Linked DNA regions of Homo sapiens: all the other regions are linked to region 1. Evidence: chromatin contacts called from ENCODE Hi-C or POLR2A ChIA-PET data. All regions are on one chromosome and are shown on one strand. The core of a region is the stretch at or near the end of the contact, and the rest is flanking DNA. Distances in the headings are between cores, read along the strand shown.

The links. Hi-C counts contacts between places; a loop is a spot of excess contacts on that map. ChIA-PET counts read pairs that join two places held with the same protein, here RNA polymerase II (POLR2A). Pooled maps may share reads with other maps.
Region 2: a loop to region 1 is called in a map of CD8-positive, alpha-beta T cell, with 7 times the contacts of the local background. The contact joins the promoter of EIF4ENIF1 here to the promoter of PES1 in region 1. A Hi-C loop is called at or near these places in 4 of 168 maps with a recorded cell type or tissue (CD4-positive, alpha-beta T cell, CD8-positive, alpha-beta T cell, heart left ventricle and 1 more), 1 of 37 single-sample maps with no recorded cell type and 12 of 50 pooled maps. POLR2A ChIA-PET finds 5 or more read pairs at or near these places in 1 of 52 experiments (activated CD4-positive, alpha-beta T cell).
Region 3: a map of CD8-positive, alpha-beta T cell shows a loop between it and region 1 (7-fold over the local background). The contact joins the promoter of DRG1 here to the promoter of PES1 in region 1. A Hi-C loop is called at or near these places in 1 of 168 maps with a recorded cell type or tissue (CD8-positive, alpha-beta T cell) and 9 of 50 pooled maps.
Region 4: a map of CD8-positive, alpha-beta T cell shows a loop between it and region 1 (30-fold over the local background). The contact joins the promoter of PATZ1 here to the promoter of PES1 in region 1. A Hi-C loop is called at or near these places in 3 of 168 maps with a recorded cell type or tissue (CD8-positive, alpha-beta T cell and naive thymus-derived CD4-positive, alpha-beta T cell), 3 of 37 single-sample maps with no recorded cell type and 8 of 50 pooled maps.
Region 5: a map of B cell shows a loop between it and region 1 (9-fold over the local background). The contact joins the promoter of PIK3IP1 here to the promoter of PES1 in region 1. A Hi-C loop is called at or near these places in 3 of 168 maps with a recorded cell type or tissue (B cell, CD8-positive, alpha-beta T cell and heart left ventricle), 2 of 37 single-sample maps with no recorded cell type and 12 of 50 pooled maps.

Annotation. Positions count from the first base shown.
Region 1 is chr22:30,590,640-30,593,168 of GRCh38, forward strand. It overlaps PES1 (pescadillo ribosomal biogenesis factor 1), which reads right to left and starts at 1,271. Exons shown (of 15, transcript NM_014303.4): 1 at 1,171-1,271. The coding sequence starts at 1,194. RefSeq lists enhancers at 1,099-1,814, 1,294-1,593, 1,814-1,893.
Region 2 is chr22:31,488,580-31,491,108 of GRCh38, forward strand. EIF4ENIF1 (eukaryotic translation initiation factor 4E nuclear import factor 1) reads right to left here and starts at 1,263. Exons shown (of 19, transcript NM_019843.4): 1 at 1,115-1,263; 2 at 44-166. The coding sequence starts at 139. RefSeq lists enhancers at 572-1,195, 1,196-1,818, 2,218-2,277 and silencers at 648-937, 1,018-1,667.
Region 3 is chr22:31,398,339-31,400,867 of GRCh38, forward strand. It overlaps DRG1 (developmentally regulated GTP binding protein 1), which reads left to right and starts at 1,266. Exons shown (of 9, transcript NM_004147.4): 1 at 1,266-1,387; 2 at 2,282-2,405. The coding sequence starts at 1,346. RefSeq lists a silencer at 926-1,205 and enhancers at 1,293-2,198, 1,326-1,375.
Region 4 is chr22:31,345,087-31,347,615 of GRCh38, forward strand. PATZ1 (POZ/BTB and AT hook containing zinc finger 1) reads right to left here and starts at 1,260. Exons shown (of 5, transcript NM_014323.3): 1 at 1-1,260. The coding sequence starts at 516. It overlaps LINC01521 (long intergenic non-protein coding RNA 1521), which reads left to right and starts at 1,673. Exons shown (of 1, transcript NR_120386.1): 1 at 1,673-2,529. RefSeq lists silencers at 16-85, 636-1,055, 1,426-1,495, 1,546-1,765.
Region 5 is chr22:31,291,222-31,293,750 of GRCh38, forward strand. It overlaps PIK3IP1 (phosphoinositide-3-kinase interacting protein 1), which reads right to left and starts at 1,267. Exons shown (of 6, transcript NM_052880.5): 1 at 1,054-1,267; 2 at 1-75. The coding sequence starts at 1,123. LOC105372997 (a long non-coding RNA gene) reads right to left here. Exons shown (of 4, transcript XR_001755493.3): 3 at 2,509-2,529; 4 at 1,723-1,931. RefSeq lists a silencer at 1-39 and an enhancer at 600-649.

The DNA of each region.
Region 1 (2,529 bases), core at 21-2,520:
GTTCTCAATGGGGTACTCCCTGGGTATGTGCTGGGGGGAGGAGAGTTCAGCAATGTTTGGAGACATTTTTGGTTGCTGGGTGCTACTGGTATCCAGTAGGTAAAGGATCAGGGATGTTGCCAAATATCCTACTACACACAAGACAATCCTTCCCACAACAAAGACTCATCTTTGTTGATTCTGGCTCTGAAACCCAGCTTTTAAAAACTGTAACGATTTTGTTACATATCTACATCTGCAACTCAAGGGCAGGTTTTCCATCTTGTATCTTTGCAGTTCCGATGGCTAGCACTGGATACTCAATGTAGTGTGTTGGGTTAAGAACACTGGCAATAGAAACTTTCACTCTGAAAGAAACACTTAAGCCAACTATATATTCCTCATTCCCATTCCCTTCCCAGTCTTTTCATGTCACTGGGCCGATTCTCCATACAGCCACAAGAACTCCCTGAAAAACTCTAATCGTGTTACTCCTCCTTTTTTTCCTACTGCACGTAGAATAAAATCCAAGCTCTACACTATTCCTACTGCACTTAGAATAAAATCCAAGCTTACAGGCCTTGCACGATACAGTACGTGTCCAACCCCAATCTTATCAGATGCCATTCTTTTCTTGGTTTACATGCGAGTCATCCTAATGTCCTTCCAACTCCTTACACACAGCAAGCCTTCCCTGCCTACTGATCTTGGCACTTGGTTTCCCTTGTCAGGCCTGCTCGCTAAGCACTCCCATGCCCCAGAACCCATCCAAGACGTTCTGATCTTTCCCATTTCAGCCGAAATGTTATGCCTCGAAGAGAACTTCCAAGACAACACTAACCAACTAATGTAACGGTGCAGTAACGGTGAGCTCTACGTAATGTTTATCACCCTTTCGGTAAATAGTGGTCCCACGGCTCGGCCTGCTTTTGGAATGAAGCTACGCTTGGTAAGTTCAACTCTCTTTCACAGCCCTCTCCACAGAAAGAACTCTGGAGTTCGTTCTCGGATTTCACTAAACGAATACTGCCATCCTTGTCCATTCTCGGACCCCTTCTCGCAGCTGATTACGGTCACGTCGATCCCGTCTTTCCAGTCTCCACGAGACGGAGCCCGGGAAAAGAGTCGACCCCATGCTCTGCCGCCCCCGCACCCCACCCCTCGGGAATCCCCACCGTCTTTCCCAATCACCTTCTTCTTCTCAAGGCCTCCCATCGCTCCACGTTGAGGAGCCGACTAGGGCCGCGCGTACAGGGAGCTCCACTTCCTCCCGCACGTGCCCTGCCAAGGACCCCGAGGACCCTCCCCACCCCACGCTGTCTGTTTGTGCGGGCTGCCCAATGAGATGCCTGTACAAGTCCAGGGAAAGATGGGGATTTCCTCCTCAAGATTTAAAACTATAGTCTGAAAAAAATCACTGAGAACACTCTTTCCAGATCTTTCCCGCTCACAATGGTTACAAACACTTTAAGTGTTAAAACAAACGTGGATATACAGGCTTTTCTGTAATCACCCTGATGACGATTCATTGACTGTGAGCCTCGTTGCATGTTGGGACGGAGAGGGGCGGAAGGCTTAGGGACAGCGCGGTGCCTTCTGGGATGCAGAGGGGCGCCGCACTCCATGGTGCGCGATAGGATTGCGTTGTCAAGGTAACGGTTGCTAAGCGTCGTCAGACTTCGGCTGCCGCTGCTGAGAAGCGGTTCCCGAGGGGCAGGGTGAGACTGCGCTGAGTTCCCACCGGCTTCGGGTTCTCTTTGGTTCATTCGCGGTTATGCGGCTAAAATAGAAAAAAGGAAGACATTTTTCCTCGCGGAGGTATAGAGATCCTAGAGGCCACTTATATTTTCTGAGCCTTAGTGGTGGACTCGTGGTATATTTAAAATGTACATTCAAGGCTGGGAGCGGTGGCGCACGCCTGTAATCCCAGCACTTTGGGAGGCCAAGACAGGCGGATCATCTGAGGTCAGGAGTTCGAGACCAGTGTGACCAATATAGTGAAACCCCGTCTCTGCTAAAAATACAAAAATTAGCTGGCCATGGTGGCACACGCCTGTAATCCCAGCTACTCGGGAGGCTGACGCAGGAGAATCGCTTGAACCTGGGAGGCAGAGGTTGCAGTGAGCCGAGATCTTGCCACTGCACTCCAGCCTGGGCGACAGAGTGAGACTCCATCTCAAAAATAAATAAATAAATAAAATTAAATGTACATTCAACATATTCGAGCTTTTAATTTGTACACATAAATTCTGTAAGTGTTCCTCAAATAATAATTCCAAGATTTATACAAATAGTCACATCACCTTGAGATGGTGCAGTCTGGAAGTAGATGCAATTTTAAGAGGTTTTTTTTTTTTTAAACGTTTCTCCCTTTTTCCAAATTCCAAATTTCGTTCGAAGATGATCTCAAAAGTTTAAATTTGAGGCTCTTGTGAATGTGACCTGGCCCAAGGACTTGGTCTTAGAACTTACACAGAGACAGACGTTAAGCACTGGTGAATACTTGTTTTGAACTATGTGACTTGCACTATCTAATTTAAAGCTAAAATT
Region 2 (2,529 bases), core at 13-2,512, 900 kb after region 1:
GCCACCTAAAAAGAAACACTATTTCATTAGTGGCAAACCTTACTTTTGTATAGCGATGGGGGCATTTGGAGGCAGGAGGCTTCTTCAGGTCAAGGAAAGCATCTCCACTTTCTGTTTCACCCATACTTCTCCTATCCATGGCTCCTTGGTCTACAATGCTCTGCACCTGGAAGATAAATCGGCACAAAATTGTCACCGAGAACAGTAAGTTTTCAGAAATCTTGGCTGTTTCTTCAGAAGCTGAAACTTTTTAATCTCTCAAAACAGCTAGTGTTAAAAACAAGTCCCCACCCCAAAATTATGCTATAAATTAGAACTTGGAGATAGAATCATTGGTACTCAGTTCTCTTTCCTAGTATCCTAAGCATCAACATGGTAAAAAGTAGAAGGTGCCCAATTCAAGGTATATAACCTTTAAGCAGCTTTAACACAAGAGAAACCAAGATTAGTAGCTGCCACCCATGGGGATCTTTCAAGACTGGTGGGGAAGTTTCCCGGAGTGGGGGCAGGTAGAAGACTGGTTAGGCTGGGAACCCGCGAAGTCTGTTGGAAAGTGCCTGTCACTTGCCAATGGACGGCGCCAGCTGCCCCTTGTTATCCGGCGATCAGGGACTGGGGACGGGGCCCGAGCGCCCCTCGCCAGGCCAGCCGCACCTGTGGCCATGTCAGGGGCGCCGATGGCAAGGAAAGGGCGAGCACCGGCTTCAGCTCCGAAACTTGGCTTCCCCGGGCCGCGACCCCAACCCGCAGCCCCTCACGCAGGCCCGGGCCCAGCGGCCTCCTTCGGAGGAAGGGCGGAGACCGTACTCACTGAGGGGCGGCCGGCCGCAGGGAGGAGGGAGGCCGAATCTCCCGGCCCGGGCGCTTCAAGCTGGAGCTAGCGCAGGCCCGCAGCCGTCCTCCCCGGCCCGGCGGCTCGGTCCCCGCCAGCCAGCCCGCCGGCTACCCGCCGGCCGCCTTGCGGGCCTCGCGCCCCTGCCCACCCCCTGCGGGCGCCCCGGCGCCCGCGCTCACGCACGCGACCCCGGGAGCAATGCGCCCGCGCCCCTTCTACACCCGGGAGCACCGGGCGCGCGGTGCCCCGGACCCAGCCGCCACCGCCGCCGACCCTTACTCGGTGCCTCCGCCGCTCGGCGGCCCTTTGCCTCGGCCGCCGCTCCCCTCCCCGCTGCCCGCACCGGTCCCAGCGCCGCTCCCCGCAGCCTTCGCTCTCGCGCCCCCACCCCGACCGGCTTGGGCTGTCTCTCTTCAGCCGCCGTAACTGCAGCCCGGCCCTCCGCCCCTCCTCTTCGGCCCCCTCCCCCTTAATAACTCCCTCCACGCACCCTGGCCCCGGCGCCGCCTTCCCCGCCGCGCGCCCGGATGTGAGGTGGCTGCAGCGGTGCCGGGCGAAAAAGAAGCATCGCCGCGCGCTTCCCGGACGCCAGCCCCTGCGCGGGCCGGGGGGTGGGAAGGTGGTGGCGGCGAGGAGGAGGCCACGGTGGGGATAGCGGAAACCCGCTCCCGTGCGCGCAGGCGGTCGCCGTGGGCAGCCCAGAGGCCACCGCCGCCGCGTTCCCACGCGCGCTGCAGGGCAGAGCGGACGGCACTTGGGACCCGCGACTCGCGGCACGCCACTCTCCCGGAGGCGGTGGCTAGATGGGGCTGGGCTGGCGGCTAGCACGGCCTGTGGCGCGACGACCGCTGTATTTGCATGGTTCGCATAGGCAGAGAACCGTGGGGCTTCGGCAGTGGGAATTTGAGATAGGAGATTGGGGTCTTCCGAGCCTTCCCAGTGCGGGTTCGAACCTCAGCTGTTTTGCGAGTGGCGTGATCTTAGGCAAAGCTGACTTAACCTAAGTTTCGGTCGTGTTTCTAAAATGGCCTCTGTAAATCTATGAGGCTTATGCGCGAGTACTGGTTGCTGCATTAAAAGACAAACTTGTCACGATTGGCTTTGATAGCGATAAAGGCGACTAACAAATTCATTGAAATGTTGTTTCCCTCCGGTAACCTGAATCTGTCCTTAGCCTGCACAGAAAGGGGAAGTGCGAGTGGAGTTGGGGAAATGAGACGGCGAATGTCAAGTGCTTACCACGTAGTGCAGACTCAGGCTGACAGGGGGCCACAGAAATGCAAATATGTGAGCAGTGTGGGTAACTGCATCCTGGGGAGGAAGTCCTATGTGCTGGAATACCACAAGCACCCATTTCTGCCCTGTGGTACTGCGCAGCGTTGGTGTGAAGCGATACATAGGCGTGAAGTCCCGAGAACGCAATTTTCCTGGTTAAAGGACAGCAACGTCTACATTTCTTCCAAGAGGCCTACTTTGTTGGAACTTCACTTCACTTGTGAAATTAGGGTGTTGGGCAGTGAGTGACCACTAACTCAGCTCCCTTCTTGTGAATCTTGGCAACAGAAAACTTTTCGTTTGTATTACTGAATAAAGTGTGTTTCTTACAAACTGTTTTTTTACAGGCAAGAGGCAGAGGGAAACACTTGCACATCAGGCCTGAGTTTGCATTCTCATCTCTGCCACCTCCTACAAGC
Region 3 (2,529 bases), core at 16-2,515, 810 kb after region 1:
ACCTCCCTTTTTTGTCTCTGGGAAGTTAGAATAGTTCTTGTTTACAAATTTAACTAAATTAAACTTCCCTCCCAGGGCTGGGTGGAGGCCAGCCCTGTGGGTTAAGCCTGGCCTGTCGACTGTGGGTTAAGCCTGGCCTGTCGACTCCCGCTGGAATAATCAATCTATCAAAACAACCCATTGATCCTGAGGCAAACCGCTTTCAAAACCACCACATAGTTCCTGGACGTCCTGGCTTCCTCATGACACTTGGGGAAGAGGAGTCTTTTGAAATTTTAAATTTTATTATTACACAAGTAATACATGGATACATTCGTCTTGTAAAAATTTAACTTCAAAATTCTGTGGAATAAAATGTGAAAGGCCTTTTCTTTGCATCCCATCCCACAGTTAAGAGCTTCTGATGTATTTTTCTGTTTAGGCCTTTAAACTGCACGTTCATACACGTACACCTATATAAATGTACATTTAATTTTAAAAATAACATAAATGGTATCACTACGTAGGTGCCCTTCTGCTAGTTGTTTTCCCATTTAACATGTCCTGGGTAGCCAGTCAGACCACAGATCTACGTTTTAACGGCTGTAATCATATTTCAAAAACAGGATAGAGGCATTATTCATTTATCCATTTTCCTACTGATGGGTGTTAATATAGATTTCAATTTTTTGGTATTACAAACTATGTTGCAAGCAGCAGTTCTCTGGGAATTATCCATTCAAGTATGCACTTATTTTGGGCTCCCCATGTGCTCTACTCGGGGTTCGGAGTAAACAAAACCGACCTAAAAATAATTTTGAATGATAGAAAGGGGGCATTTTCTTTATCCAAGGGGGTGAGGCAGGCTGAAGATGGGTCTCTACTCCCTCCAAGACCATGGAGGGCGTCGGGGTGTCACCCCAGCTGTGAAAAAGGGACCCAGGACCCGCAGATGCTGGCGAGGAACAGGGGTGCGGAGCATGAGTCGGCTTTGCACCACGCCCTGGGGTCTCCAGCACTGAAGCGTTCAGTACCATGCAGAGCAGCTGGGAGCGGGTCCCGCTGGGCGGGGCCGAGCTGCGCGCGACCCTCGGCGCGCTCGGGGAGGCCCAGACAGGGGTGGCCTCTCTGGCCTCCGCTCCCGCGGGCTCTATGACACCGCACTGGCTCGCGGGACGGGGCGGGGTCGGGTGAGGGGGAGGAGACAGCCCCACGCTTTGCGACTCGCGGTGACCCCTACGCGGAACTCTCTCGCGGTAATTCGAAGTACCGCGCCTGCGTGCTGCAGTAGCGCCTGGTGGCGGTGGCAGTTTGCCCGCGGGTGTGTGAAGGGAGACAGTGTGGAGGCCACAGGGTACTCGCCACGATGAGCAGCACCTTAGCTAAGATCGCGGAGATAGAAGCAGAGGTAATGGACGCAGCTGGCGGTTCACTCTTAGTCTGAGCATTCCTTCTTTGGTGGCGTCGCTCCTTCCTGTTCTCCTTTGAGCCGCGTCAGGACCGGGCCTAGATTCCGCGACTTCTCTCAGCGAGGCCCGTGTTCCGACTGCCCTCTGCCACGATTAGGAGTCCCCGACTCTCCTCAGTCAGGGCCCCCTTTCCCCTCGTCCCGCGTCTACGCTCTCGGACTCCCCTTTGCCCGGGCCCGCGTTCCGCACCCCTGCACCTTAGGCCCTTAGTCCGTTCCCCCTCCCAGTGTTTGGCTCCTGTTCTGATGTTGTTTCTTTCCGTTTTGCTCTGAGAAACACTGAATCCTGTCCCTTATTCCATCTCTGACTTGGTCAGATAGTTCAGGATCTTTCCTCATCATCCTTCGCTGCGTCCCCCTTATTCCCCCTTTTCCCAGTGTCTACCCTAATGACCCCCTGATTCAGAGTATTTGCTCCCGGTAATCGGATCTGGAAGTAAAATGACATCTGTGTGGGAGCAGTTTATTCCGCCTGGATAGTGTGTGATTCCATTGCGTGCGGCCCTGAGAGCGCTTTACAATTAGGAAAGTGGTGTCCCAGTGTTAGATGGATCCAAACAGCTGCAAATAGTAGAAAAGGAACCCGCAGACGGGTTTCAGTCTAGTCTGGGGGCACTAATTGGAATGACCTTAATCGTCTTTCCTCTTTGGGCTTTGCTTTGCTTTGTAGTGAGGGAAATGAGCTGGATGGAGGAGATAATGGACTTTTACTCTTTTAAAGCCTGTAAACTGGGTGTGCTAACATTAGTAGGACTTGGGGAAAAAAATTATCCTCTCAAAGCTGGGGGAAGCGTTCACTGCTTCTAATTTATGGCTGTGATTCCTCCCTTTTAGATGGCTCGGACTCAAAAGAACAAGGCCACAGCACACCACTTAGGGCTGCTTAAGGCTCGTCTTGCTAAGCTTCGTCGAGAACTCATTACTCCAAAGGGTGGTGGTGGTGGAGGTCCAGGAGAAGGTTTGTGTTCTTCTTCAATATATATATTTTTAGGTATAATTTTTGTCAAAATAGTACATACATGTGGTTTAAAAATAACTAAAGATGGCCCAGTGCAGTGGCTCAACGCCTGCAATCCTAGCAT
Region 4 (2,529 bases), core at 10-2,509, 750 kb after region 1:
TATATCGGCGCGGGCAGGGGGTACCAGGATCTGTACGTTGGACTGTTTGATGACTTCCTGGCAGATCTCGATAACCGACCTCATCAGCAGGAACTTGGCGGCCGTCATGAGTTCGGGAAAGCTCTCCAAGCGCACCACGATGCGGGAAGTGTAGGCGAAGTCCAGAATGTCCCCAAATACCTTGGAGCTGATAGTGTGCATCTCCAGCTCCCGGCTGCCCCCGGCCCCGCCGCCTGGTGCTGCCGTCGCGCCCCCTACATCAGCCGGACCCCCGTCCGCAGCTCCGCCGTCGCCCAACTGGGCGCTGAACACCGACTCAAAGTACTCGCTGCAGGCGGCCAGCACGGCGCGGTGCGCTGGGAAGCTCTCGTCGCCTACCCGCAAGAGCACGTCGCAGAAGCGCCCGCCGTTTTTGCGCTGCTGGTTCAGGTTGTGCAGCATCTCCGTGCTGTGTCTGCTCACCTGGTATGTGTAGCAGCCAGACGGGCCGCACGAAGCGTCGTTCACCCGCTCCATGGCCGCCGCCCCCTCCCACTAGCCCGGCCGCTGCACCTGCCCGCCCCCTCCCTTCCCCTCAGCAGCGAGAAGCGGGGCGCAGCAGACGTGTCCACACTCCCCACACGTGCCGGCCCGAGGCTCTGTAGTCTCGCAGGTGCGCCGAGTGTACACGCCCCCAGCCCGGATCAGACTGTCTAGACTGCGGGGTGCACCACCCCCCACATAGCCAACCCCCGCCCTCGCTGGACTGCGCGCCACTCTCTCCTCTCCGCCCGCCCGCCTCCCCTTCCCGGTCTACCTTCCGGGGGGGTGCGCGAGCGAAGAGGTGCGCCCCTCCTGCAAACGCGCCTGCCACCTCCCCTCCCGCCCGCCAGGCGGCGCCGGCGCGCAGCCAAGAAGGGCACGCGCACGCGGGGAGGAGAAGGAGGGGTCCGCCGCGCAGGCGCGCGCGCGCGCCGCGGCTTTTCCCGGGCCCGCTGGGGGCGCGCGCTGCGTCCCCTGCAAAGCGCGAGCCGGGGCGGGGGCGCCGGAGCGGAGGAAACAAAAGGCGAAGGCGAAGGCGGCGGCGGCGGGGCGCGCACGGGGGCGGTGGCGCGGGCCGGGTCCCGGAGCCTGGAGGGCGGTGGCGGCGGCGGCGGCGGCTGGAGCGGGCGGGCGGCGGCGGCGGCAGAGTAGGCCCTTCCTCAGGCCGGGAGAAGGCGGCGGCGGAGCGGCGGCTGTGCGGCCCCGGGCTCCGTGTGTTCGGAGCGGAGGAAAGATGGCAGCGGCTGCACTTCCTCTTGCACTTTCACCCCTGGGGGGAGGAGAAGGAGGGGGCGATACCAACAACACCCCCCCTCTCGCTTGCAGAAAAAAAAGAAACGGCGAGCTCAGAGTGGGGGCCCCGGCGTCCCCGGCCTTGCACGTGCGCGCCCGGATGCCTAGCCCGGGCCGCCTGGCGCTGCAAACTTTACACTTTCTTTGTGCCGAGCGCCCCCCCCTCACCAAGACGAGGATGCACGTCCCCCCTTCCCTATTTATACACCCCCCCCCCGCAGTCCGCTCCCCCCGCTTCCTGCCCCCCCTCCCCATTCCCCAGATCCGCCAATGCTAGAGCAGCCTGAGCCCCCGTCCGGCCCCCGCCTCCCCACCCCGCCCGCGGGGCCGGGGGCTGCAGTCTCAGCCCCCCCGGACCAATGCAAACGAAGCGCCGAGCCAGCAAACCAGCTCCCACTGCCCCTCCCCTGCCCGCTGAGAGTGGCGGCTAGCAGGGTGGGGGGGCAGGAACTGAGGGGTGCGGATCCGGGCCCCCCAGCCTGCGAAGCGCACTCGCAGGTCGAGCGGGCGTCGTCCACCCTTCGGAGCCCCGCTTTCATGCGTGAAATTCCCAGAAGTCGCCTGCGACCGCCTCCCTGCTTCAAACACCAGAGAGGGCCCGGGGTCCTGGCCGGAGACAGGCCGAACCTCCGGAGCTGCTTCTGCACCCGGTACATTGATCGATCTGATGGGCTGCGCGCCCGGAAGAGCTGGAGAGATGAAGCCAGCGTCCAGCTTCTCCCCCAAACCACAGCACGCCGAGCTTTGTCCCCGGGGAGCGTGAAGTCACCAGCTCCGGGAGGCGACAATATGAGGGCGATGGACGGGGCAGGGACCCCCGGAAGCCCCAGCAATCCTCAGGGAAGTGGGGGTGCCGGAGGAGTCGGGGACACCCTCAGGCCTCTCCAAGCCCGGAGCATCCCCAGCGCCCGCAGCCCTGTGAGACGCCGGGTGCTCTGGTAATGGGCCCTGCCGCCAGGCCTCGGCGCTTTGTCCCCGGCCCGCCCGGGGATGCTACCACGCTAGAGTTGTACACCAAGGTTTGTCTTCCCAGGAAGCGCTGGCGGCTGCCTTTGGGCCGCCTGGCGCGGAGCCCCAGGCTGCAGGCGCCGCGTGTGCGGGCGGGAAGTTCCCACAGTTGCAAAGAGGCAGCGAAGTATGTGTTCCAAACTTTCCACGGTTCCAAACTGAGCGCTTCCATTAAGAGAAGCGGTGTGCGGGGGAAAAGCATTCTGG
Region 5 (2,529 bases), core at 17-2,516, 700 kb after region 1:
AGTTGAGGCAGCGGAGGCCCGGCGCGGGGGAGGTCTGGTCCTCCCGGTACAGGTGGCCGTTGTCCCAGAAACAGCCTGTGAGGAAAAGAAGCCCCCGGACACAGAATAGCGGGCAGCGAACGGAAGACGCCCAGCGTGGCGGACAGGGGAGCCGGGACCACCCGGGCTGAACCTCAGCCTGGTTAGGGGACCCCGGGCCCTGCTGGGCCTCCCTCTCCTCTCGTGGCAACACCCCCACGCCCCACGCACCCCCCCCCCCCAACTCCACGCACACCTCAGGGTGTGAAGCCCCCAGCCTGTGCCTGTCCCCCAGTCAACGCTCAGAGACTGTTAGGTTTTATTTATTTTTGAAACCTGGAAAGCGCTGCAGAAGTGCAAAGCGTTGTTACTCTTGAACTTGTGACCACTTTGGAGGAGGAGATGGAGAGGAGGAGGCCTGGCTTAGGGTCCCTTTGAGGAGCTGGGAGTTTTGGGACGGGGGGCGCCCAGACGTGACATTTGTCCCTGTGTTGTAATGGCCACGTTACATAAACTCCGGTGTTTCCTCCTTCACGGATACGGCCACCTTCTGCCCGTTTAAAAGGCAAATACTCCCTCCCAGGAGAATTCTCCAGGAGCCTTGACTCCGTCAGGCAAAAGATTCAAGACAGCCTCAAACGGAGGAAACCGGCCTCATCGCTGACTGGATGAGACTCCAAGCTCCCACTCCCCTCTGCAGGAGAACCACAGAAGGAGGCTGGGGAAGGAGGACCACACCATGCAAAGGGCTTAGAAAGAACAGGACTTGGGGAGTAGGGGAGATGAACCCCCAAGCTCCATCCACTCATGAGCAAGGAAAGGCAGAGAGAAAGTGGCTTCTTGCCTTTGTTCTTAATGGCAAAGATGGAGCTGCAAGCCCCTGACAAGGAAAGGAGGGGTGGAAAAGCTTTCACGGGACAACAGAAACCGGCTAAACGCTTCGTTTCCTGTCATCCTGGCCCTGTTTGGGAAATAGGGGGCTTTACCCCTTCTGTTTCATGAAGTTGCTGCGGAAAGGAAAGATTGTAATCTCACCTCCAGATCCATAGGCTTCTGCTAGGAGCATGTTGCTGACGAGGAATGCTTGTACCCAGGCCAACAGCATCCTTGCCTCCTTCGTCTTGCAGGTGATTGAACGACCAGTGTTTAACCGAGGCCCCCTTGGCGGCGGCTCTGCCTCCCAGTCCCAGCCTTGCAGTCAGACCTGCCCTTGTTATGCTGTTCTGGTAAACAGCCTCTCTTTAGAACTGGGAGCTTCCCAGCTAGCTTGCTGCAGCGCGAGCTGTTTTTCAGCTGAAAGGCGCCCCCTGGGTCCTAAGCCTCCTAGGTCATGCAAAATCTAACTGAGCCAAGAAAGGAACTCAGCCAAGAGATATGCAGGTTGTGCTTAGCAGCCGATCAGTTTGAGACCTGCGAGGCCGCATCCCCAGGGTTTTTCATCTCTTCTGTTTCCATTTGTGTGAGTACAGAAAAAATAATTCTATCAAGGGGCATCATGGGATGTGGGAAATTATAAGCACTAAAACACAGAACAACTTAGGGAGCTATGCACCCAGGAGGAATTCATGACCACATAGGGGGGAAAAAATAAGAGTTTCTGGTGGGGAGTGGAGTAATAGTTTTTTTTTTTTTCTTTTCTTTTCTTTTTGAGACAGAGTTTCACACTGTCGCCCGGGCTGGAGTGCAATGGCACAATCTCGGCTCACTGCAACCACCTGCCGGGTTCTCGCAATTCTGCCTCAGTCTCCGGAGTAGCTGGATTTTTTTTTTCCCTCACTCTATAGGAAATCCATTTGCTGTAATTTATATCCATCATTAAATCTCACCATATCCATTTGACTTAGGCCTTTTGGAGTTAGGCAGAAGGGCCCTTCTTCCTGTTTGGCTGACAGCTCCCAGGCAGCCTCAGTAAACTGAGAGAGAGAGCAGAGTGATTCGTCAAGACTACCTTGTGACAGGGGCACACCACCACAACCCAGCTAATTTTTTGTATTTTTAATAGAGACGGGGGTTTCACTGTGTTGGCCAGACTGGTCTTGAACTCCTGACCTCGTAATCCACCTGCCTCGGCCTCCCAAAGTGTTGGAATTACAGGTGTGAGCCACCGCGTTCGGCCGAGTAACACTTTATACCCATCCTTGAAAAAGAAAAAGGGCCTTTATGAACACTGACACTTAAAAAAAAAAAAAAAAAAAAAAAAAAAAAAAAACAGTGTAACTTGGCCAGGGTCAAATCTGTCACATTGCTTTTTCTTACATTTGAGGTTTTTTGGGGTGTTGTATATAGTAGGACTATAGAAGGAGTATCTTTAGTTGAAAACACATGTTATGCAAACATGGAAAAATTTGCTCAGCTACATTGTAATAGTCTACCCTTTCTGCCAGCCCTAAATTGTATAGAGGAATTTAAGTAAAATGTTTGCTTTTTTTTTTTTCCCTCACCCTATAGGAAATCCATTTGCTGTAATTTATATCCATCATTAAATCTCACCATATCCATTTGACTGAGGCC